Regions from separate parts of the Mus musculus genome. Here all the other regions are linked to region 3. A link is a loop called in an ENCODE intact Hi-C map of the cell type or tissue named here. Cell type or tissue: heart. All regions are shown on one strand.

Region 1 (5,000 bases), 260 kb before region 3:
ATATATACCTAAATTCTGTCTATCTATACGGGTAAAATTGCATACATATAGGACTATAAGATACAACACAGGCAGGTGACAACTAGATTGTAGCACATTGTAAATACTCTTCCTGTTGCATTTCTTGTCGTTTTTCTGGATATAGAGGTGTGCAAAGGGGCGTACGCTGGAATGCTGTATTCACAGGTAACCCAGTCCCTACTCTTAGCTCCAGTGCTCTCTCATCCCTATTCTTGTTTCTAAAGACAGGGCATTACTGTATGAACTCAGTAGGTACACTAGTCCTACTATGCAGAGATCCCTGTGCCTCTGCCTCCTGAGACTAAAGGAGTATGGTACCATGGTCAGCCACTGTTCCTATTCTTATGCAGGGAAACAAATGAATCTAATCATATTTATACAATGATATCAAATAGCCACTCCAAATGAAACAAAAGTACACCTAATAGTTCACTTATAAATTAAATGTATAGTTTACACATAAAATTATATAACAAGACTTAAAAAATAACAGCTAACATGGTATTTGTCTATGTGCTAGGCACTATTTAAATCCTTATGTTTTATTTACAGTAAATACCCAATCACCTGGTAAGTGAATAGCAAAATACTCACCATGTTTTCTTTTTTGGAATGACTATTTCTTCAATCCCTTATGTAGAAAAAAAAATAAAAATAAACAATTTTCTAACAACACAAAGAAATACAATGTCTTTTCATTTTTAAAAACTTCTATTTCCATAGTTTTAAAAATACCTGTTATATCTGATCCTTCAACCTTTGGGAGGGATTCAGTTCCAGCATAAAATCTGCATTAAAAACAAAACAACAAAAATCCCACTGTTAGCACTGCTCCCTGATGGCCTCAGCTCAGCTCCTACCGCTAGCTCTGCTGACTCAGCTCCACCCGCATGCACACATTCTGAGCCACATTTATAGAGGCATTTAGATGTAGTGTAAACTTGTAACCCAGTTTTATTTATTTTTTTGTATTGGTCCAAAGACATCGTATGAGCTAATTATCCACTCTACAACTGACTTAAAACCACCTCCTATTTCCACCAGGCCACTGCATGAAGGATGTACAAAGAAATTACATAAGTATTTGCAACACCACCAGATGGAAAGAATGGGGTCAGACGTTTTAAGGCTTTCTGCTTTTACTAAAGTCTTAGCTTATTCTTAGCTGAAGGTTCTCATAACGTTCAGTCCATACTGGTAATATTAGCCTGCCCTTTATTTGTGAAAGATCTGTTACTTTGCCCTTTCTTTTTTGCAGGGTTAAAATGAATAAGGGGGGGGGGTGATAAAGAAATTTGTGTAGGGGCTTGTAGCGGCACTCACGGAAATGTAAACTTCACGAGAACAGGGCCCTAGTTTAAAGGGTAATTTTGGCTATACATAGTATTGCAACCAACCAATAAAAATTTTCCGAAAGAATTCCCGAACTCGCAGATCTAAAGATCACTAAATACGACGCTACCTCGTGTTACCCTTGAGAGGGCCGGGCCTCGACCATACAAATGCCTTTGCATCTTACCTACTTTCACGACTCTCAGGGAAATGCAAGACCAAAATGACTCTGGGTCTTCTTACCTGCAACAGACCTTCGGTTCACACACACCCGTCCCCCGAGTGGTCTGCAGCAAGACAAGCCCGCTGCGAAAGGACAGGCGGCGAGCTGCAACCGCCGCCGCCGCCATCTTTGGACTCTTCGCGGAGCACGTCGGGAACGACCTCCGCCTCCAGGGTCGAGGGGCGGGGCTGGCGTGGAACGTCTCATCTCCAAACGGGTGGTCACAAGGTCCTGTTTGGCTAGACTAGCAGCGGAACGCTCAGTACACATCGTTCACCTCGAATAAACTTACTTGAAATGCTGTTCTAAAGTCTCCTGTGTAATTTTGCTTTTAAACTGAAGGAGGGTTTTGAGACAGTTTTCTTCCACTCCTTACCCACCCCGAAAGCAAAAATGAACTCGTCCAAGCCAATTTGCCAAGCCGCGGTTCTCGCACGCAAGCGCAGTGGAAAAACACATGGTGGCTCTGCGCTACAAGACTCAAGTGGCGTTCTCTGCGGCTGACTGGAACTTCTCTCGTAGTGACGGACCTCAAAACTGACTCGGAAGATGCTGGCCTCCAAGCACACACCATGGAGGCGGCTTCAGGGCATTTCCTTCGGAATGTATTCGGCCGAAGAGCTCAAGTAAGGAGTTAGTGGGATGCGTGTAGAACAGGGTTGTGGAAGTTGGAGCTGGGAACTACGATTCCCAGAAGGCTTTGAGCCGAGCCAGTCCGGGGGCGGCGGGGTCGGGGTGGGGGGTGGGGGGCTGGCTGCCTAGTGCTTGCTTGCTGGTAATGGGAAGGAATGCGCTTGCTGCATTTTCATCTGTTCATCTTCCTCATTAATCAACTAGTTTTATGTCATTTATAATCACATTACATCACACGCTTATCAACTTCCTAATTAGTCTCCTCTGGTCCAAGCGATGATGAACTTTTAAATCTTGGATCAAGACCCTGGCTATGAAGTCCTGGGGACTCTTCTCTAATGCTTTTTGATCACGATAGCATACACGCTTCTTAGACTCCCATTAATAACTCAACATGCATTAAAAACTCCCAGCATTGCCGGGCAGTGGTGGCGCACGCCTTTAATCCCAGCACTTGGGAGGCAGAGGCAGGCGAATTTCTGAGTTCGAGGCCAGCCTGGTCTACAGAGTGAGTTCCAGGACAGCCAGGACTACACAGAGAAACCCTGTCTTGAAAAAACAAACAAAACAAAACAAACCCTCCCAGCATTCAGGAGACAGAGGCAGGAGGATCTCTGTGGGTTCGAGGCCAATCTGGTCTTACAGAGTCAGTTCCAGAGCTTCGTGGACACAGAAAACCCGTCTCGAAAAATAAAAAAACAAACAAACAAAAAGGTAGACCACACTGGTAACATCAGCACTACCCCCTCTAGGACACATCTTGCCATTGCAATCTCCATATGTAATCAGTCAGTCTTCATTTCCCTGCCCCTGCCGCATGGTAACCACCTGTCTACTTTCTATTTCAGTTATTCTGACTGTTCAGGCCCCTATTCAAGTAAAAGGAGTCAGTCAGCCCCGACTTCTTGTAACTGGCCAATGCATTTAGCATACTGTCCTCAAAATTATAGATAAATAGATCAGAACTTCCTTCCTTTTTAGGGTTAAGTAAATAGAACATGATATAGATAGATAGATAGATAGATAGATAGATAAATAGATCAGAACTTCCTTCCTTTTTAGGGTTAAGTAAATAGAACATGATATAGATAGATAGATAGATAGATAGATAGATAGATGTGTGTGTGTGTGCGCGCGCGCGTACATGCCGATTCATCAGCTCATCTGCTGATGGACATTTGGGCTATTTCCAATTTTTGGCAATTGTGAATGAGGCTTCTATTAAAGTGTGTACACACCCAGACTCAGAATTCCTGGTTTAGACATTAATGCCATTTTTAACCTTTTGAGGAAGTTAATTCAGTTTTTCATAATTTCAGCACCATCGTATGTTCCCATCAATCATACATAAAGACTCCCTCTTCTCCAAGTCCTTTCTAGCTGTGTGTTTGGTTTGTGTGTTTGTTTTGATCATACACTGATGGGTTATGGTATCTCACTGTGGTTTTGACTTGCAATGATTTGAAGAATGCACACATCTTTTCATATGTTTTTGAGCTTTTGTGAATATTCAGTGGCACTATGAATATTTAAGTCCTTCACCGCCTGTGGTTTTTAGGAACAGCAAGGGGCCAAGGTGACTGGAATAAAGTGAGGTAGAGACCAGGAACCCCCACCCCCAACCCCCATGTCATTTTAAGGGCATAGCCTTTACTCCGAAGGAGATGGAAGGCTACCAGTTCTAACTTGACTAAAAGGAGCATTAATTGTTTAGTGCCAGATCCCAAACTTTCAGCACTGTCTCATCAAGGGAAACTTTTGTAGGACGGCAGTTCTCAACCTGTGAGTTCCGAGCTCTTTGTGGGTCAAATATCAAACACTTGCATTGCAATTCATAAAAGAAGCAGAACTATAGTTATAAAGTAGTGATGACATAATTTTAAGTTGGGGGTCACCACAACATAAGCAACTGTATTATGCAGGTTGCAGCATTAGGAAGACAGAGAACTACTGTTGTGGGTTATAGAAAGTATCCTTTTTCCAAGAGCAGACTCCTAGGAAGGTTGTGAGGGTGATATTTGCTTGGCTACATTTTCACTTCAGAATAGATCTGACAGCTGTTGGAGGGTGGACAGGAAGAGGAAGGAAGGACAAAACATGATGGGAGAACTGACCTAGGGCAGTGGCAGGAGAAAGAAAAGGTAAAATGTGATATGTAGGTGACATAGCAGATGCCTGATAGAAACCAGGTGTTAGAGTGGAAAGGCAGTTCCTTTTAGTTTGTGAAAGAGAGGGTATGTGTTGTGGGGGTTTGGGGCTTTTTTTGGTTGGTTTGTTGTTTTTTCGAGTCAAGGTTTCTCTGTGTAGCTCTGGCTGTCCTGGAACTCCCAGATGTCTGCCTGCCTTTGCCTCCTTAATGCTGAGATGAAAGGCCTTTGCCACCAGCGCTCGGCTCAGTGTTGTGTACTTCGTACCATTGAACTGCGCTCTTAAACATGGTTAACATGTTAAGTTTTATGTATATTTCATTGCATTTTCAAAAATTAACAAGACAGCTAAGTAACTTGTTTAGCATTACTGACTCCATGCTGGGGGAAGAGACCACACACACACACACCTTTGAGTTAGATAACGTGTCTGTTGACATTAGCTTAGCCAGAGAAAGGTGACCGACCATGTTGATAAGAGTGAGCCACAGCTGCAGAGCTGCCTCTGTGTTCACAGTGGCCTTGACCCTGGGAGTCTCCCAGCTCTGCACAGCTTTGTTCTTTGTGGACTGCTGTCAGTTTACCTGACCACACAACTCAACCATTTGTTGTTGTTCCCCCTAGGGTGCAAAATCGGGATGGTA
Region 2 (5,000 bases), 300 kb before region 3:
AATCAAGAATAATTGTGTTAAGTGTAAGGCTTTAAATGTGAGGTATGTGTCTGTTTATATACAATAAGGTCTTTGTTTTACTTGTTATTTCAAAGAGCTTCAAACATTAAAAAGCAAAAAAAAAAAAAAAATACAAATAACTCCCATGGATATTTTACCCAACTTTATCAGTTATCAAAACAATGCCCAGTTTTGTCTCATCTGTTCATAGCTTTCATGTCAAAGCAGACTCCAAATATATCTTTTTCCTTTTAAATATTTTGAGTGTTTTTTTAGAAAGACAATCGGAATACTATTATTATGCTTAAGGTTTCATAATTCTCTAATGCTGTTAAATATACAGTGCTTAAGACTTTTTACTTATAGTATTTTTAATTACGGTTTTAATTCAAACCAGGATTCAGAGATGTCCCACACATTGAAATTACTCAATGAGTCTCAGTGTTTGCTTGCTTATATATTTTGCTTTTCACTTGTTTTTTGATGAATTGATCATTTATCATACAGAATTGCCCATATTTGTATTTTATGGCAGGAACCTTCCTTCATTTTTTTAAAAAGATTTATTTATTTATTTATTTATTTAGTTAATGTAAGTACACTGTAGCTGTTTTCAGGCACACCAGAAGAGGGCATCCGATCTCATTACAGATGGATCTCATTACAGAGCCACCATGTGGTTGCTGGGATTTGAACTCAGGACCTTCAGAAGAAAAGTCAGTGCTTGTAATTGCTGAGCCACCTCTCCAGCCCCCTTCCTTCATTCTTAATCTCTAGTAAATGTTGGAATACTGTGGAGTGTGAAATTACTTCCCCTTCTAAAACAAACAAACCAACAAATCGCAATGAGTGAGTGTATGTGTGCATAACTGAGTGTTTGGGCATGAGTATTAAAAAGGAGCATGAGTGATCCCATTGGGTATCATTGATCACAGATTACTATTCTAGGTAGTGTGCATTCAAGGAAAGGAACAAACAGATGGAGAGATAGCTCAGTGGTTAAGAGCTATCCAGAGGACAGCTGGCTCATTTCTCAGCACTCACTCGGAGGCTTACAACCATCTGTAACTCCAGTTTCAAGGGATCTGGTGCCTCTTCTCTGGCCATTTACAACAGTAGACACACATATGATGCACAGACAGATATACAGGCAAAACACCCATATACAGAAAATAAAAATACTTGTGTGTGTCTGTATGTGTGTGTGTGTGTGTGTGCTTGTTTTGGGGGGGAGGGGTAGGGAGTGTGTCTGTCAGTGTACTTGTGGCTCACAGGAGAATTTGTGGGAGTTGGTTTCCTTCTGAATATTTGTTAGGGCTAATCATAGTTCTACATAAAATGGCATATAGTAGTGATTGTGTCTACAAGCTGTCTTTTTAGAAGTAAAGTTAGTAAATTAGAAAGCCAGGACATGATGAGTTCAGATTACACTGATTTGGAGTTCTTAGAAAGAGCAGTGTATGCTGCCTCACACTTATTATTATTATTATTATTATTATTATCATTTTATTATAGACTCACCCATTATTTTGCTTAGAATTGATAGTGCTTTAGTTGCTGGATAGTAGTTTTTAATTGCTACTTTGACTGGAGGATTTGAATTTTGTGTTAGCTTCTTTCTGCAGTATATTTTCAGTGACAGCACTAACACTTTGATGTTACCTGTTTAGCTGGCAAACTCTCTACTGATGACCTGAACTCACTCATTGCTCATGCCCATCGTCGCATTGATCAGCTCAACAGAGAGCTAGCACAACAGAAAGCCACAGAGAAGCAGCACATTGAGCTAGCCTTGGAAAAGCACAAGCTAGAAGAAAAGCGGACCTTTGACTCTGCAGTGGCAAAAGCATTGGAGCACCACAGAAGTGAAATTCAGGCTGAGCAGGACAGAAAGGTAGTGGAGGAAGAGAATGACCTGACATTTGAAGTTAACCTTGTTTGTTCTGTCACTGCCTGCTAGTGGTAAATATAATTTGTGCCAAGCTATCATTAGAGTGGTGTTTTAGGGTTTTTTTTTTTTCTTTTTTAAAGATTTATTTATTTATTTATTATGTCAGTGTTCTGCCTGCATGTATGCCTGAGACCAGAAGAGGGCACCAGATCTCATTATAGAAGGTCATAAACTACCAATTGGTTGCTGGGTATTGAACTCAGGACCTCTGGCAATTGAAGGTGTGATTATTCAAAGGAAAAGAGATACCTCTGTTCACCATTTGTTTGTTTGTTTGTCTATTGGCGTGGCTATGTTTTTGGTTTTGATAATTTTGTAATTATATTTATATACAGAAAACTTAGTGTGCATTTAACCAAATTTAGTGGTGAGTTCTTTAGCCTTTTGCCTTTTCCAGCTTGGCAAAGCGAGCCTCAGACTTAGGACCCAGGACGTTGCCTCCCCAGTGGCGATGGATCTCATCATATCTGTCATTAAAATTGGTCCTAATAGCTTCCACCAGCTTAGCCAGAGCACCCTTGTCTTCCGAGTTAACCTGTGTAAAGGCAACAGTGGTGCATGTCTTCCTGTGGACCAGGCACCCCAGCCTGGCCTTTCCCTTGATGATGCAGTAGGGCGCCCCCATCTTTCGACACAGGGCAGGCAGGAAAACCACCAGCTCATTGGGGTCTACGTCATGGGCAATCACCACCAGCTGAGCCTTCTTATTCTCCACCAAGGTGGTGACTGGGTTGACTCCTGCTCTTGAGGACAGGTGGTCTCTTAGTCGGGACATCCCCTTTTGCCAGCAGCTTTCTTCTCAGCACAGGCCTTTGCTTCTTCTCTTGCTTTGTCTCTGACCTCTACTTGTGGGCAAGCTTAAGCAGCTGAGTAGCTGTCTGCCTGTCCAGGGCCTGGGTGAACTGGTTAATGGCAGGAGGTACTTTGGACCGCTTATAGAGGATGGCTCTTTGCTGCTGCAGCCTGATGAAGTGGGGCCATTTGATGAAGTGTGTTAGATCTCTTTGGGGCTGGATGTCCTGCCCAATGCCGAAGTTCTTGGGCCTTTCCTCAAACAAAGGATTGACCCCCTTTTTGGCCTCCTGTTTCTTGCCAGTAAGAGCTGAGGCCACCTTCTTCCCCTTGGTCTTCTTTCCTTTGGGCATCTTGCTTGGCTGATGGAGAGAGCTTTTGGTGGCTATTTTTTTTATCAGAGACTCTTACATTCAGTCTGCATCCACAGTTAATTCCTGTTTTTTTTTTTTTCTTTTCTTTTTTTTGCCTATCTTAATCCAATAGTTTCTCAGGTTCTTGCTGTGTAACCAGGCTGGCTTAGAACTCCCAGCAGTCTCCTCGACTTTTGTTTATTTAAAAATGGCACCTTGTTACTTAGCTGTGACTGATAGGAACAAACGGTTATAGTGCTACCTTATCCTGAGTTCTGGGTTTTCAGTATAAGAGCATTAGTCCAGATTCTTAAACAACGCCCAAAGACTCTTAATGTTATACTTGCCTTCTGTAAGTTTGTCGTTTATTTATTTATTGAATCTTGTTTAGCTTTTGTTTTTGTTTTTCTTCTCTGTGCAGTGTCTTTTTGTATTTTTCACTGGGATGTTTGTGCTGTGTGCTTCCAACCTGGCTCTTCTCCTTAAACCTTAGTTCTACACTTGGACATCACTGTCTCAGCAACACCCCTCTTTCAGTTTTAAGCAGCATGTATGGGTCAGTTTCTGCTATATTGCTGTTTTCAGTGAAAGTGGGAGTTAGGTATTTAGGGTGGGCATCCTGCTCACATTCACTCTTGGAAACAAGTGTTCCTGCTTCAAGGATCTGTGTGTGCATTGTCTGAGCAGTCATGTATCCAAGAAGATAGTAGGTTCTGTCCAGCACGGGGCTGGTCTTAAATGGACTCATTGTTCTAAATCTGAGAAAAGATGAGTTTGTGTTCAAGGTAGTTTATGTTGATGTCTAGTATACCCGTGGTTAATTGCTGAGTGAAGCAGGACGGAGCATTTCCTAACTTGTTTTGACTGGCCCATGTTAAACTTAAACTCATGTGAAAATAAGCTGCTGGTTTCAAAGAAATGTGTTCAAGTGTACCTTTTGGGTACTAATTTTCACATTGATTTCTCTTAAGTTGGCACTGTCACCATGCAAAAAGGTGGGAACATGAACATGAGCAGTTATGGTTAAACAGGGTTTGCACCCAGCTTAGAACTAGCTAGGTTTCTTTGCTCTACATTTTGGAATAAGTTACTTCCTGTGTTATGTGTGATTCAGCAAATAATGGTGTTTGTTTCTGTGTTGGGGGCCACATGGCAGCATGATGGAAGGAAGCACAAGTTTGGAGGCCAGAGAGACCCATGTTTGAAGTAGGATTTCTGTGTAGCTATGTGACCTTGTTTCAGTTGCTTTTGGGTGTTTGGCTTTGTGGCTCTTGGAAAGCATGAGATAATCGTATAGACATGCCTGGCACATCAGTGGAGTTGAGCTGCTGCTACTGTTAGCTTCCTGACTAGTCTCTCCCGTTCCCTAAACGTGCATATGGACGTTTGAGAGCTGCCCATTGCTGCGCTTGGTTTCACAGGTAGAAGAAGTCAGAGATGCCATGGAGAATGAAATGCGGACCCAACTTCGACGGCAGGCAGCTGCCCACACTGATCATTTACGAGATGTCCTCAAGGTGCAGGAACAGGAACTGAAGTATGAATTTGAACAGGTGAGGACCTGTGCTCGGGCTTCCGCTCCTTCCTCCCCGGGGCCTCACACATGTTGCCTGTCCTGTACAGCTGCACCACATCCTTCCTTAGCCTTTCTCCTTCCTGTGCACTCTGAAGATAAGAATAAAGTGGTACCTAGCTTGGGTGAAATAGGCTTTTTGTTAGTTATAAATTACAGAACCAGTTCGTTTTACATCAGCCATGCTGTGTTCATGGTCAGGTATGTAGATCTGAAAATATGTGTGGGTTGCAATACAAAAATGTCTCATTTTTAAAAGATTTTTTATTTTCTCTATATAAATGCTTACTGCATATATGGGTGTATACTCTGTGCTTACCTAGTGCCTACA
Region 3 (5,000 bases):
TCTTTGTCAGAGTCCCAGTTTCCTACAGAGACAGAGAGCTGCCCTTTTTGTTGTCCAGTCTTGACTGCTGCTGAAAGGTGACACACTGTAAGTATTCTTTATTTCAATGAGTTAAGGGGGAAACCCACTTATTTGGATTTATTTACTTGTTGTGTCTCTGTGTGAATACAGAAATAGTTAGGTAAATTCCTTAGTGGAAAAATTAACATCCCAGTAGCTTAAAAGCTACTCCACCATGCAGTCAAAACCTTCCACCAGCATGCATTGATGGAAATGATTGTAAGCAAAGAGAGAGAGAGAAAAAATGTTTGTTTTGTTTTGTTTTGTTTTGTTTTGTTTAAATACTAGTCCTAGAAGCCACAATGCAAAGTCAGCATATCTAAGGAATCACCATCCTGCGCCTTGCAGGGCCTTCCATGTAGCATCAGCTGACTCAAGAGTCCATTTTTCCCTACTTGGCTTTGCTCTGACTGAGGTAGAATAAAGGCCCTAGGTGATCCGTCATGGAAAATGCACCCTCAAGTTTTCCAAAACTGGGAACTGAAATTGAACTGATGATGGCTTCATTTTCACACACACACTAAATCCTCCAGGTCTGGGACTGTGGCCCTGACACCGAGTGGAGGCCCCTCCCCAGGGTACCCATCTCTGTGGCTCCGGCTGACTCTCCTGACAGGCCGTTCCACTGCTAATGCCATTTTGTGCAAACAAAACACAGTTCCAGAAGGTACTCATGACTGTATCCTAGTGCCCAGTAGGGCTCTCAAAAATACGGCCCTGCTCCATTAGAATAACCACCATCAGTGCCTGCAGTCCTCTGCCAGCCAAATCCCTAGGCGGCAAAAACACCGGCTCAGACCCTTTGTACCAGAGTTTCCATCTAGAAGGGGGAACGTAATTAAGCAAAGGTAGTGTAATGAGGACGTCGGCATCAGGGTTCCTCTAGGAAAATTCCATGCTGGAGGAAAGATGGGCCACCCACAGGAACTCTGACTTTAGAGGAAAAACTACCTGCCTATGCATTGTATCCTTCCTGCATTGTCCCCCTCTATCTCTGTCTCTGTCTCTTTCTCTCTCCCTCTCCCTCTCCCTCTCTCTCTCTCTCATACACACTCACATGTAAAGCTGCAGTAAGCAGGTTTAAGGTAGATTGGGGTGTGTGTGTGTGTGTGTGTGTGTGTGTGTGTGTATGTGTGTATGTGTGTGTGTACGTGTGTGTGTGCTGGTACATGTGTGCACACTTGTGCACCTGAGATTGACATTAAGTCTCACTTGATCTCCGAGTTAATCACTTAACTCACTGAGTTAGCATCTCCCAGTTGACCCCAGAACTCACCAATACTGGTTAGTCTAGCTTTCAGGCTTGCTCTGGGCACCCCTGTCTGCCTTCCCAACGCTGGGATTGCCCATCTGGCATTTACATGGGTTCTGGGATCTGAACTCCCAGCCTCACACTCAAAGAGCAAGCACACTACCAGTTTTTTTCCCATCCCATTTCTTCTTTTAATAAAAGCTTTTGGACGCAGGGTCAGGCCTTATGGCTGGAAGCCAGCAGTAGCTTCAGACATCAAAGCTATTAACCATGGGACAAAACGCCATTTTCAGCAAGTCTGAGCCCAGGCCAGGGGGTGATCAACAGGAGGCAGGAGGCAAGAGGCTGGAACTCAGTGCAGACAGAGTGAGCTTGCTGAGGGAAGGAAGTGACACACACTGTCAACTCACAACAGGATATACTTTCTCAAAGCACAGCATGGCATGGCTCACTTTATCTTACCAAACCAAACTGACAAATGTAGGCTCAGGCATGACCTCAGCTGAAACTTTGCAGGCCAAACTGAGATCATTGTCAGGGCAAAAGGCAGTTGGACTCCCAGGGGAATACTAGTGGAAGATTCCCTTGACCCATCGTTAAAAACCAACAATGTGACTGCGGATAGAAGAAGCCATGGGGACCTGGGCGTTGAGTGTCCTGGGAAGGGGGATGCAAGAAATCTGACTTCTTGTTGGGCCACACTGAAAACCGATTGGGGCTGGCGGTCTGGGCCTCAGCATCCTTCAGGCTGCCTTCTGACTCAGGATTCTGCTAGCCATTTATCTAGATTCTTTGAAAGCCAAGAACAGGAGTTAGGAGCCTAACTTTGCATCAGCACTGGTGTGCGCGGGAGCCAGTCACAGCCCCTCTGGCAGTTTCTCCACTCAGCAGAGCCTGTTCACTGGGACTTCGCTTTTGAAAAGAAAACCAGTGACTATTACTCATGAGCCGGTACGCAGCGCCACCTAGTGTCGTGAAGCCGTGTGTACTGTTCTTAGTGCCGAGCTTCCAGCCCTGACTGACTGTTGCAGGGTTCCAGCAGCTGGAGCACACACAGAACCTTCCCGCTCCGTCTGCGCATTTCCTATCTGATGTCCTAGCTAGAGGCTCCTCTTCCCCTCTCATGCCTTTGTCCCCGATCTTTGTTTCTCTGTCATCTCTTTCTGGAAGAACATCAATTCCCATGGGTCAAACCACACACTGGGAGGAAAACAAAACAAAAAAGCCCAAACAAACAAACAAACAAAAAGCCCAGCTTCTTCAACAAATGGTACTGGTCAAACTGGCTGTCTGCACGTAGAAGAATCCACATAGATCTATATTTACAACACTGCCCAAACTCCATATGAAGCAAAGACCTCAACATAAAATCAGATACACTGAACCTGATAGAAGAAAAAGTAGAAAATAGTTTTGAACTCATTGACACAGAAGAAGACATTCTGAACTGAACACCATTAGCATAGACACTGAGAACATAATTCACAAATAGAACCTCATGAAAAGCTACTGTGTGGCAGGGGACATCATAACTCAGACAAAGTAATAGACTACAGAATGGGAAAAGATTTTTTTTTTACCAACAATAGAGTGCTAATATCTCTAAAATGTATAAAGAATGAAAAAACTGGACATCAAGAAAACAAGCAACCCAATTAAAAATGGGGTACATATATGAGCAGAAAATTCTCAAAAGAGGAAATACAAATGGCTGAGAAGTACTTTAATGTTCAGTATTGTTAGTCATCAGAGAAATGCAAATCAACTTTGAAATTTCATCTTATACCAGTCACAATGATCAAGTTCAATAAAACAAGTGACAGCAGATGCTGGTGAGGACATGGAGGGAGGGGTCAGTCCTCCACTGCTGGTGGGAGTGCACACTTGCACAGCTACTATGGAAATCAGTGTGGTGACCCTCAGGGAGATGGGGACTGATCTACCTAAGATCCAACTATACCACTCTTGGACATCTACCTAAAGGCTACTTCATGCTACCATACCATACTATTCTATACCATACTATACGGTACTATTCTATATCATACTATACGGTACTATACTATACATTACTTGCTCAACCATGTTCATTGCTGCTCTATTCATAATAACCAGAAATTGGAAACAGCCTGGATGTCCACCAATGGATGAATATATATTTTTAAATGTGATAAGTTTACATAATGGAATGCATTCAGCCATTAGAGAAATAAAGTCATGAAATTAGGAAATAAAAACATCATCCTGAATGAAGTAACCTAGACCTAGAAAGACAACTTTGGCATACGCTTGTTTATTTGTGATGTTAGCTGTTGAGTCTTTAATAAGCAGGCTACCATCCAGATAACCACAGAGGTTTGGCAGAGAGTAAGGGACTAGCAGGGAGGGAGGGAGGGATGTCCCTAGGAAGGAGAAATAAAACAGGTAAGTATAAGTGGACAGGGGAGGCAGGAACAGGAGGATAAAATGGGGACAGGAGGAAAGAAGAAGTAAGGGAAAGAATATGGGAAGAGACTGATAGCACTAAGAGCCATTTGAGGGGTCATGGGGAAACTAACACAATAGAAGTGTCCTAAATCTAAATGAAATGATCAAATAATGGGAGATGGAACCCCAACTGGACATTTCTGGTCACCAAATGAGCTTCTTGTGCTGGTAATGGGTTATATCTAATTGAGTCGTTGGCCAAAGGCATCCCATTGGAACTCCCAACCAACCCAGGCTGTTGCCAAAGCTTTTGGCTGTTGTCCTTAAACTGATAGTAAAGCCCTATTCCTGGAGACAACAACCACACAACTCACTGAACACAGAGAAGTAGAGTTGATGCCTACATACAGCCATCACCCTATAGACTACTGTTCTGGATACTTGAGGGTGCTCAGCACACTACCGAAGGAGAAAGGTAACTACCCATCAAGCTACAAAGTCCTTGAATCTACAATAATGACCTGCTTGTAAGATGTGCTAGGGCAATAGTGGCACAAAGCTTGTGGGCGTAACCAGCCAATATCTGATTTGAGTAAAGGCCCACTCCATGAGATGAACTATATCCCTGATAGTGTTCTGATGGTCAAGAACCAGAGACAAGATAGGCCAGGGACCTAGGGAAAAATCGAATACTCCTGCTCTGCTAAAGGAATGAACTAATAAAGTGTTACTCCTAACAACATTCTGCTCTAGTCATAGATCGATGTCTTAAGCTTAACACATTAACACAGAGGCTTCCTCCTGCAGTGGCTGGAAACATACTGAGACACACAGCTGGACAACGGACAGAGAGTGAGAGATCTTGGAGCACTCAGTCCTAAATGGGATGCCTGCATGAATTCCTTTCCCTCGGGACTCAAGAGAATCCTTTGAAAGAGGAGGCAGAAAAATTGTAAGATACAGACTGGGTGGCAGACACTAAGGAAACAAGGCTTTCTAAAAACAGCAGGGCCGATACACACAAGAGCTCACAGAGACTGTGGCAGCATGCACAGGGCCTCTGTGGGTCTGCACCAGATATGATCCCAGTGCTGAAAGAAGTGGACACGAGCCCTCATCTCTAATTCAGAAGCCATATCTAATTGATAACTGCTTGCAAATGAAAAAAAAAAAAACAAAACAGTTTTTTCCAACAGCGTCTCACTGGGGACACAAACCACTCTTAAAGCCTGGTCCCACATCCAACAATAGATGACCAAAA
Region 4 (5,000 bases), 67 kb before region 3:
CTCTGCAATCTTTTTCCTGCTATAGTCATTCCAGGCAGCTAGCTAGTGTCTGACCAGCCTTGGCCAACCCACTGGCTTTAGCCACATGTCAGGCTTTCTTCCATCTTTTTTTCCCTTTCTAGACTATTTCCAGTGTCCTCGCTTTAAAATCATACAGATTTGTTGTTTTGGATAGCCATGAAAGTAGAATCCACCTACTCCGTTCTTTCCTATGTCTTTATTCTTGGCATTGACTACCCAGAGAGCATCCCCCAGTTCCCAGGCGACCATGTTCTACTCTCCACCCTGGAGAAAGAGCAAAGAGAGCAAGCTGCTGTAAAAAGGAAAACTGATAACGGCTCTTGGCTCAGGGTCTAGGATCTTCCTTCTCAAAATGAGAGGGTTATTGTTCGGTAAAAGATGGATAGCCATGCTTGATTGGGGCTGGAGAAGGGAGTTCTAAAAGCTAGCCCAGGGCCTCTTCCTGTTTGTACAGGCTGACAAGCTTCCACTACAAAGCTTCAATTTTCTCAGCTGATACACAGATCTAGCACGGGACCTTGAGCAGACCCAAAAAGGAGTTTGCTATGCAGTCACCAAGAAAACTGGAGCTGTTATCTTGGAAAGCGTGCCTCCTGACTATCAGAATGCCCCTTTGTGGTTAAATGTTCTTGAGGTCGAAGGCAAGCTATTCCAATATAACAAAGACTATGGCACTAGGGGATTTCCCACACACACATGCAGTAACAAAGGGTCTGCATCCTCAGAAGAACTTGGCTACATTATATCATTTACTCTGCGCTTTGGATCCCTTTCTTGTCGGCTTTTCTAGAAGATCATGGGGAAAAATATCCTAAAAGGGAGATCCAGTCCGGTTTTAGGCCTTTTTAATGCACCAATTTTGGGATTTATTAAATGTGTTTTTAAAAATCGTATGGCATTTCCTTTCCAAAATAAGGTGTGAGAGGCCAGGGCCTCTCTAGCTTTCAGACAAATAAGATTTGAGCGCTCCAAGCCCAGGTTCTGTTCCTGCTTCGGCCTCCAAATGACTTCAAAGCTACTCACCCTCAGTCCCACACAGACCTCAGTTCCTTCTCCTGTTAAAACAAGTTGGTTGGCTTTGGTAACTAGCACAGTAACAACCGTGTAGCCTAATCGTTCTCAACCTTCCTAATGCTGCGACCCTTTAATACACTTCCTCAAGTTGTGGTGGTAACCCCTGACCATAAAAAGTATTTTCGTTGATACTTCATAACTGTAATTCCACTACTGTTGTGAATCGTAAATGTAAATAAACGTGTCTTCCATTGGTATTAGGCGACCCCCAGGTTGAGAACCGCTGATTTAGCTTGTCCTGGTATTTGTCTCTTGGGTCTCAGGAACCCAGGACCAGTAATTACCTGAAGACCAGTGGGCAGCTGGCGAATAAAGCACGTGACTACGTCAAGCCCCTTAGTTCCCCAGCTCCGACTCCTAATTGGATGCTCAGTCAAAGCCTTTAACCGGTCCAGAGCCACCTTAGGTTCTCCGGAACGCCTTCCACTATCTAATCACGCGCAAGCCTGGGGAGAGTTGAAGAGATCCCCGAGCGCGGGGCACCCTCATCCTAGGCTGCCTGGCGCCCCACCTACTTCTCGGCTGGAGTTGTCCCGCTCCCCCTCGCACTAGCAGTCGGAGGGGGCGGGGGGACAGTCCGCTCGCAGGCGGGGCCTCGGCGCACTCTGATTGGTCTCCCTTATCCTCGTGACGCGCGACCCCGCCCCCGCCTACCCCCACCCCCCTCAGCATCCGCGCGGGGGAGCGGACTGTCCGGGGCTGAATTGGCGCGAGCGCGGCGCCGGGGGCTGGCTGGGGCGCGGGGCCCCGGGCTGGCGGCTTGCCAGCGCTCCCTCCCTAGCATGCACACAGAGGCGGTGGGCGGCGCGGCGCGGAGGCCCCAGAAGCTGCGAAGCCAAGCAGCGGCACCTGCCTGCCGAGGTACGTGGCGCAGCCCCCAGTCGGCAGAGCGGACACCGGGGAGCCCAGATAGCGGCGATCCGCCTTTGCGATACCCCAGGCCCAGCGGCTCCTCCCCAGCCCTGCGACGCCGGACGCGCCTGCTAGGGGACACGGGCGGAGGGTCGCGGCCCCTGGCTGCCTACATGGGCGCCCCCGGCGCAGCCTGCGCAGGTGTGGACGCGGCGCTGCGGGTAAGGATGACCTGCCCCGCGTGGCAGGTCCAGCCAGAGTGGCCCTCTTCACGTCGCTTGGTTCTGGGATTTTAATTCATTGCTGGAACCTTCTGAGCCGGCAGAGTCGAATAGACTCAGTGTCTCCCTTGACTGCTTTGGGGAACCTTGTACAGGGTAACTAGTGGCGCCTGAACCCTCCTGGTGCATCCATGTGGGTAGACGTGCAGTGTGAAAGTGGGTAGCTTTCTGCTGGCAGAAATTCACTGGTGACCTTCCCTGCCCCCTCTCTGCGGCCAGTCCTGCGGAGGAGACACATTGGGAGACCGTTTTGGTTTCTTGGAAATTTTAAGCTGTGTCCTGACGAGGGGACGCGTTCTTTGTGCGCTGTTTTATTTGTTTGTTTTGCGGAGAGGGTGTTAGAGAACAATTGGTAGGACCCCAGTAAATGAAAGCTCTTGTCCCTACTGCACATCAGCTGGATGACCTTGGCAGACACTGATATCCTCCTGTGGGGAGCTTGCTCTCCAGGTCTGTACTGGAAGACTTAACTTGCTGTTGGCTTGGGTCTCTTCCACAATGAGTTTGTGGTTTTAACCATTTAGAATAAATATGTCAATTGGCGAGAACTCTGTAGAATCACTAGCTGACTTGGAAATGAAATTTTTATACCTTTCCCCCCAGTAATTCAGTCTTAATTCACATATATGAATTTTGCCTTTGCAAAATTAGGTGTAAATGTAAGTAGATGTACTTAAAAGGAGGAAGAGGCATTTTTATGTGTTGTGCTTTTTCTGGGACCGATGGGTTTCAGGTTCCTTCAGCCAAGAGCTGTGCTGGGTTTTAGACTTACAAAGGAAGGAGACTCACACTCATCTCTGCCCTCTGGTGTCTAGCCAAGCCTTCCCTTGGTTTATGACTGTAAATCCTCTTCTACCTGCAGCCCTACGCAAATGCTGGGCCTGAGAAGAGGGATTTGTCTGCTGAAAGAAAGGACCAGAAAAGTAGGTTTTGGTTTCTTTTGTGTAATTCCATATCCTGACAGCTCAGAATGGTTTCTCACATTGCTGGTTGCAGGGCTAGGAATTGTCTGATTTCCAAGTTTTTGGTCAAGAGAATATTAATATGAGCTTCCAGAGCACTGTAGTCAGAGTGCTGCATCTCCTGACACTCATGTCTGCTATGTGGTCGGTGCTGTGGCTATCAGGCTGATAGTGTTTTCTTTGAGACTTGAAAAGAAATTGAGATGATTGGAGGTTTGGGTGGCTGTTTTGTTGGTTGGTCGGTCCGTTGGTTGGTTGGTTGGTTTGGGTTTTTGAGTCGGGGATAGCATGCTGTTCAGGCTGGCTTTGAATTCACTGGTGCATCCGAAGCTGGCCTTGAACCACTGATCCAAGTGCTGGGATCACAGACTTGTGCCAACATGCCTGGCTTAAACAGAGTAAGAGGAGGTGTGACAAGGCTTCTGGAAAATGGCATGCTGGGGGCTGGCAGGAAATTCTAAAAGCACACATTTATGATGATTCTGCAAATGCATTCAGCTTGACATACACTGGTCACTGCCCCATGTCATCAAAACAAGTCAAATGGGTGACTGGACAGGGAGGTAATCAAGAAACACACCTGTCGTTGGCTTGCCTCCTCCACCTCTTGCTCCCTTACTGGGCTTGCAAAGTAGTAGAGAATTAGCAGCTGTCTCTTGGCAGATTAATGGTGTGCTGGGTAGTTTTTAATGTCAACTTGATGTAACTTGGAATTATTTGAGAAAAGAAAGCATCATTTGAAAAAAAATGCCCTTACCAGATTGTCCTGGAGGCAAGCCTGGGAGACAGTTTCTTAAGTGGGGAGGGCCCAGCTCATTGTGGGCTAGTGGTCCTGAGTTGTATGAGAAAGAAGGTTTAGCAATCTCTGGGGACCAAGTCAGTAAGCAGTGTTCTTCCATACTCTCAGCATCAGCTCCTGCCTCTAGATTCCTGCAGTGTATCAGTTTCTGTCCTAACTTCCCTCAGTGATGGACTGCAACGTGGAATTGTAAGCTGAAATTAAACCCTTTTTTTTCTCCCAGTTGCTTTGGGTCATGGTGTTACAGCAGTAGAAACCCTAACCAAGACATGTGGGGAGGAGAAAGAGTCACCCTCCACGTCTATCTAGCTTTAGAGGAGGACTTTATTCTGCTCTGCTTATGGAACCAAGAGAACAGCCGTCACCCTCCAAGAGCATGCTCTTCATTCCAGTCTGGCTGGGAAGGCTTGGCATAGAAACAACTGGGAATATATAATATATATATATATATATATATATATATATATATATATATATATATATATATATACAATAACAGCGGAGGATGGAGAAGCAAGGACTGGATCAGCGTGGGTGGCAGGTGTTAGCAGAGGGGGTGTGGGAGGAAGCCATAAATATGGATGGTGGCATTAGAGCTCTCCCGGGAGAGAAACCCAGGAGCACTCCCATAGAGGGAATTAGTGGGGTGTGTGAAGGAGCAGGGGGAAAAATGAAGTGAGAGGCTCCATCAATCGGTATTAACTTACCTGAACACCAGATGAGGTTTGTTCCTCTTTAAATGTTGTGTAGGTACTTGGAGCACGTTTGTTCATTTCAGCACTTGGGAGATAGAGGCAGGGGGATAGGAGGATTGGGAGTCCAAGATCAGCTGCTGCTATAGAGCAAGTTAAAAGTCAGCTGGGGTATAGGAGATGCTGTCATGATAGATACACACACACACACACACACACACACACACACACACACACACGAAGCCAGTGAGATGGCTCAGTGGGCTAAGGTGCATGCTGCCTAGTGACCTGAATTCAGTCTCCAGAGCCCACACAGTAG
Region 5 (5,000 bases), 240 kb before region 3:
TATAGAGAAAGGATGTTCCATTATCTTTTGTTTTTAAGAGACTAAACTTTATTTGACTTGATTTTTTTTTTTTATTTTGATTAATTTTGTTCAGAGTCCAAAATAGCAAACATTTTTTTTGTTTGTTTTTTGTTTTTCGAGACAGGGTTTCTCTGTGTAGCCCTGGCTGTCCTGGAACTCAGTTTATAGACCAGTCTGGCCTTGAACTCAGAAATCCGCCTGCCTCTGCCTCTGCTGGGATTACAGGCTGTGCCACCACGCCCCTGCTTGCAAACATTTTGTTATGTATGTAAGATTCCACACCTAGGAGGGAGGGTGACTTAAGCTTCCTGTTTCTTCATAGCTCATTTCCTTACTGAAGTACCGTTGGCCCTCAGCATCTTCATCTTATCTTACTGCATACAAGCTGTCCTATGCCCAGGCTGACTTTGTTTGTTTTTATAAGAAGTATTTTCTTATTCTGCATAGCATCCCATATCCTGTTTTGATTTGTTTTTTTTTTCTTAGTAACATTTTTATGTTTTTATGCATAAATGGCTTAAATGGTCTTGTTGGTTACTTTATTTCAACACAGGATTCTTTCTGAATTATCTTTTTTCGGGATTGGATGATATTGGCCCAGAGTCCAGTTTCAACCCCAGTATGTTCTTTCTAGACTTCATAGTCGTACCGCCATCCAGGTAACTCCTTTTAACTTACTCTGCATGAAAAGGGTGGGCTGAGGAATTGAGCAGGGTCACGTAGGAGGGCCTGGAAGGGTTGGGCCACTGAGAAATCAAACAGCTGTCAAACCAAGGTTGCAGGTAGTGGCCTGAGCATTCTCTGTCATTTGGTTGTCCTAGACATAGGTGGTTGTTTCTAGTGGACTGAGCTGTGCTTCTTTCAGTAAATAGTTAGGAGGCTGAAAAACATTCATGAAGCCTGTATGCCACCCTGTAGGTACCGTCCCGTCAATCGCCTGGGTGACCAGATGTTCACTAATGGCCAGACAGTAAACTTGCAAGCTGTCATGAAGGATGCAGTTTTGATCCGGAAACTTCTGGCGTTGATGGCCCAAGAACAGAAACTGCCCTGTGAGATGACAGAACTCACCATAGACAAGGTCAGAGCTGCCTCGGTGTTGATACAATGTCTTGGTTAAGGACAGGTTTGGTAAGAACTACACACTTGGTTCTAACTGTGTGGACACAGATGTTGTGGCTGCTGCAAGATGCTACCTGCAGTGGGCAGCACCCCTGGTTGGCAGTGTGACTTGTTAGGACAAGTGCAGGCCTGATTATAGATAAATGTAGGTATTGTTTGGGTTCAATATCCAAAGATCATGCCAGTGGTTTTAGTCACTTTGATTTCTTGGACGCATCTTCACTATACAGTGTATGACATTTATGGTGAGGTTTCACACCCAGGCTGTTCTTGGAGGTCTCAGTAGTCATCTTCCCTCCGGCTCTAAGGATGTGTGTGTTGGCTCAGAAAGGTCTTTAGCAATGGAGCCAGGAAGACGATGTAGAATGGGATTTTCTAGAATAAGACCATCCCCACTGACAGTTACCTAGCCCTTTCCAGGTCTTACATCAAACTCTGTAAATTAAAGCTAAATTGGGTATTCAAAGTGACTTGCCAAGGTCACTCCATCCCTGAACTGTGGTCAGGATGTAAATAGAATGGCTTTTTCTAGCTTTGGAGAGACAGACCTCTCATATTCCATGTCATTTGCTCAGACAGTGCTGCTATAAGCCAGGGTTGTCCCAGGGTGACACCATTGTCTCCTGGGCACATAGCTTTGGATGACTTCTTGACCCTTTGTCTGGTTCTACTGAACTTTACTGATGAGTCAGTGTGGATGTGCTTTTAACAGCATAAGAAAGAGTTGCCATCTGCAGGTCCTGGTCCAGTGTGGAAGACTGAAGACCATAGGATAATCAAATCCAATGAGTAGGAATGAGAATTTTATTTTAGTGACCCTTAAGAGTAGAGACTAGCTTTTGTCAATAGTAACAGGGCTCTATCTCTAGGGGGAAAAAAAAAAAACAAACAATACTGTCTTGATCCCTCGGCTAATTTCCCTTTAATTAATTAGACATATTCTTGTTTTTTTCCTATTTGTGTTCATCATTGTATTCCCATGGCACTGATCTCTCAGGAGCTGTCCCCTAGGGACTAGGGACATACCAGAAGCCAGGGGACAAGGTCTTGTTCATTTCAACAGCAATCATGTGACTATAAGCAGTGAGTTTGACTAGACAGGCCTCTGCCATCATGCAGGTGGTGAAAGGACTGTAATGTTGTCTGCAGAACTATATGTACCCTCCAAGATGACTCCTTTATTCCCTGGTAATGGGGACAAACCCAGATTATCACTGTGGCATTGTCATCTGCCTTCACACACTGTTTGTAGCCAGATGGGGCCAGTAGGTGGTGCTCTAAGGACCTCTGTGTTTCTCTTCCCTGGGTAGGTAAGAAGAAGAGTCAGGATTAGGGATAGAAATATTTTTACATGATTAGATAAATATTTAAGCTTGAGGATGAGCCAGTTAGCTTAGTCTAACCCACTTGGGGACTCACATTATAACTGGTGACATACAGTATTATATGGCAAACATTTTTCTTAAGAAATTATTCTACCTGCATTAAAATAATAGTAATGTTATTTGGTGGTGGTGGCTGTTATTATTATTATTGTTATTGTTATTATTATTATTATTATTATTATTATTATTATTATTTGGAGACAGGGTCTCATGTATGTAGCCCATGCTGGCCTTTAAGTTACCATATAGCCAGGGCTGCCCTTAAACTTCTGATGCCCTGCTGCCACCTTCCAAGTGCTGGGCTTACTGTGTGCCCCATCGCTGCCAGTTTCTGTGCTGCTGGAGATGGAGCCAGGGCTTCCAGCAAGCTAGGCAAGCCCTCCACCGCACTTTTATGAATTCACTAATGTTTTCCTAACCCTGTAACTGAAGTAGCAGTTCCATATGAAACTGTTGTCTGGTGGGACCCTCAGCAACAGAGTGCCCACGGGAAGGGCTGCTAAGACCCCCTTGGTTTGGGTGGACTAGACATTAAGAAGCTTAAGATAGAACCTGCTTACGTTATTTTTTAAATCTTAGTGTAGTTTTGATTTTGAGACCAGATTTTGCTCTCCTACCTCTACTTCTCAAGTGGCTGATAATTATAGATATATGCAATGCTGCTGTGCTGATGAATTTTGAGTTCATTTTATAACTAAAAGAGACAAGCTGATACATTCATAGAGGGGCTGGAGCTGATGTGTACTACTGATACACACTAACAAGTACAGTACCATCTGTCAGCTTCCAGGGCTTCTTTTCTTTTTTTAATATAAAGATTTAATTTATATGAATATGGTGTAGCTGTCTCCAGTCACACCATAAGAGGGCATTGGATCCCATTACAGATGAGTCACCATGTGATTGCTGGGATTTGAACTCAGGACCTCTGGAAGAGCAGTCAGTGCTGTTAACCTCTGAACCATCTCTCCAGCCCCCTTCCTGCTCCCCTTTTTGTTTCTCATTAAGGGCTAGGTTGAGTAACCAAGTGTTTTTTCAATCACTCCTATTTTCCTGCCTTTATCTTCCCAGGAAAATGACTCCTCAGTGGCTATCGACCGATCCTTCCTGGGTTTGCTTCCAGGCCCGTCTCTCACAGATAAACTTTACAACATTTGGATTCGCCTTCAGAGCCACGTCAATATTGTGTTTGACAGTGAGATGGACAAATTGATGTTGGAAAAGTACCCTGGCATAAGACAGGTGAGCAGTGAATTGGATTCCGATCACATGTTGGTGAGGGTCAGCAGCTAACAACTGGTCTGCATCCCCGGCTCGCGTCTGCATGTGTAGAAATAAGTGCACATTATACTCACTGTTTCAGAAGCAAGAAGACAGTAGACATGACTGAACTATTTAATATTCTGGCACTTTTTTGCTCTGTGTAGATCCTAGAGAAGAAGGAAGGCCTGTTCCGGAAGCACATGATGGGAAAGCGAGTTGACTACGCAGCCCGCTCGGTCATCTGCCCAGACATGTACATCAACACCAATGAGATCGGAATCCCCATGGTACGTGTTTGTGGGCAGGCCTCATTTTGCTACTGGTGGCTGGGAGATAGGTGTGCCATCAAGGGCTGGGGACAGAGTTGATGGTAGATCAACATGGCTCCAATGGGGACAGCTTCCACTGCTTCACATGTGGAAGGAACTTGAGGTACAAAATGGTTTTGCCATCCTAGAAGACTTTTGCCCCAGAGCACCTTAACCTAGTCTTTAAACCTTTCTTGTCCAACTGAGTCCATGACGGGAGAAGAGGAGGGCAGGGATGTCAGTCCGACTTGAGTGTCTGGCAGTGGAGATGGGAGAGAGCCCTCAGAAGGACAGCGAGTGTGTATCATCTGTCTCTCCCAGTTCCAGGGGTGAGTGGCTTGCCTGGTCACCCATTAGCGCTCCTTGGCGAGCCAGCTTCCTTTTCTCACTTCCCCGCCAGTTAAAGCCTTGGTGCTCATTAGCAGCACTCTCTAGCCGACTTCCTCCTTAATGGGCCTCGAGGTCAATAATTCGAGGACGGTTTAATTCCCTCTGTGCAGAGTTTCATTTCCTTACACGCCACCCTGCCTCTCTTGGGGCAGCTGGTAATAAGCAGAGCTAAAGTGTTCTGAGTCTTGGGCACAGTTTGGCTTCCTGGGCCTGATGTGTCAAGAACAGGCAGAGAGCACAGTTCCTGGGTTCATTGCCTCCCGGGAACCAGAGGTCTTCGCATCCAAAAGCTGAAATATATACCAAGGAAAGCCAGTCATAATATCCTTAAGTTTGAATCTCTGGGAGGAAAGGCCTGGTAGGCAGAAGGTAGAAGCCATCCAGGCTCTGACCTCAGTGCCTGGAGTGTCCCCAGCTTTGCCTTGTACCTCCATAGCATTCTGATCTTTTCTTTTTAAGATCTGGGTTTATTTGCTAATAGCTTGTATCCTGAGGAGAGACTCTAATGCTC

The links. Hi-C counts contacts between places; a loop is a spot of excess contacts. Peaks named below come from ENCODE experiments on the same cell type or tissue, not always from the same donor. Only the 100,000 strongest peaks of a DNase experiment are listed, where the experiment ranks them.
Region 1: a loop joins it to region 3, with 3 times the contacts of the local background. A loop is called at or near these places in 2 of 42 quality-filtered maps.
Region 2: a loop joins it to region 3, with 7 times the contacts of the local background. A loop is called at or near these places in 15 of 42 quality-filtered maps.
Region 4: it touches region 3 in a loop (8-fold over the local background); 12 of 42 quality-filtered maps call a loop at or near these places.
Region 5: a loop joins it to region 3, with 7 times the contacts of the local background. A loop is called at or near these places in 35 of 42 quality-filtered maps.

What each region holds. Positions count from the first base shown.
Region 1 is chr6:71,907,038-71,912,037 of GRCm38, forward strand. Ptcd3 (pentatricopeptide repeat domain 3) reads right to left here and starts at 1,725. Exons shown (of 24, transcript NM_027275.3): 1 at 1,597-1,725; 2 at 757-809; 3 at 616-652. The coding sequence starts at 1,703. It overlaps Polr1a (polymerase (RNA) I polypeptide A), which reads left to right and starts at 2,016. Exons shown (of 34, transcript NM_009088.3): 1 at 2,016-2,202. The coding sequence starts at 2,126. In heart, a CTCF peak has its summit at 2,967; DNase peaks (open chromatin) are centred at 1,724 and 2,034; H3K4me3 peaks cover 2,956 bases; H3K27ac peaks cover 2,904 bases.
Region 2 is chr6:71,866,910-71,871,909 of GRCm38, forward strand. Immt (inner membrane protein, mitochondrial) reads left to right here. Exons shown (of 15, transcript NM_001253681.1): 12 at 1,671-1,894; 13 at 4,518-4,649. It also overlaps the pseudogene Gm17825. Among named protein-coding and RNA genes, the nearest start is that of Snord94, 13 kb to the right of the region's middle. In heart, a CTCF peak has its summit at 2,086 (motif pointing right); no DNase peak of the experiment used is centred here.
Region 3 is chr6:72,162,807-72,167,806 of GRCm38, forward strand. It overlaps Gm38832 (a long non-coding RNA gene), which reads left to right. Exons shown (of 2, transcript XR_869176.3): 1 at 1-87; 2 at 4,547-5,000. Among named protein-coding and RNA genes, the nearest start is that of Gm38832, 3.4 kb to the left of the region's middle. In heart, a CTCF peak has its summit at 2,285 (motif pointing left); DNase peaks (open chromatin) are centred at 1,645 and 2,255; H3K4me3 peaks cover 324 bases; H3K27ac peaks cover 1,230 bases.
Region 4 is chr6:72,095,827-72,100,826 of GRCm38, forward strand. St3gal5 (ST3 beta-galactoside alpha-2,3-sialyltransferase 5) reads left to right here and starts at 1,782. Exons shown (of 7, transcript NM_001035228.2): 1 at 1,782-1,956. The coding sequence starts at 1,878. In heart, CTCF peaks have their summits at 1,937, 2,138 and 3,033 (motif pointing left); a DNase peak (open chromatin) is centred at 1,695; H3K4me3 peaks cover 3,116 bases; H3K27ac peaks cover 4,026 bases.
Region 5 is chr6:71,925,710-71,930,709 of GRCm38, forward strand. Polr1a (polymerase (RNA) I polypeptide A) reads left to right here. Exons shown (of 34, transcript NM_009088.3): 8 at 575-680; 9 at 940-1,102; 10 at 3,600-3,770; 11 at 3,956-4,078. Among named protein-coding and RNA genes, the nearest start is that of Polr1a, 19 kb to the left of the region's middle. In heart, a CTCF peak has its summit at 2,420 (motif pointing right); a DNase peak (open chromatin) is centred at 4,512.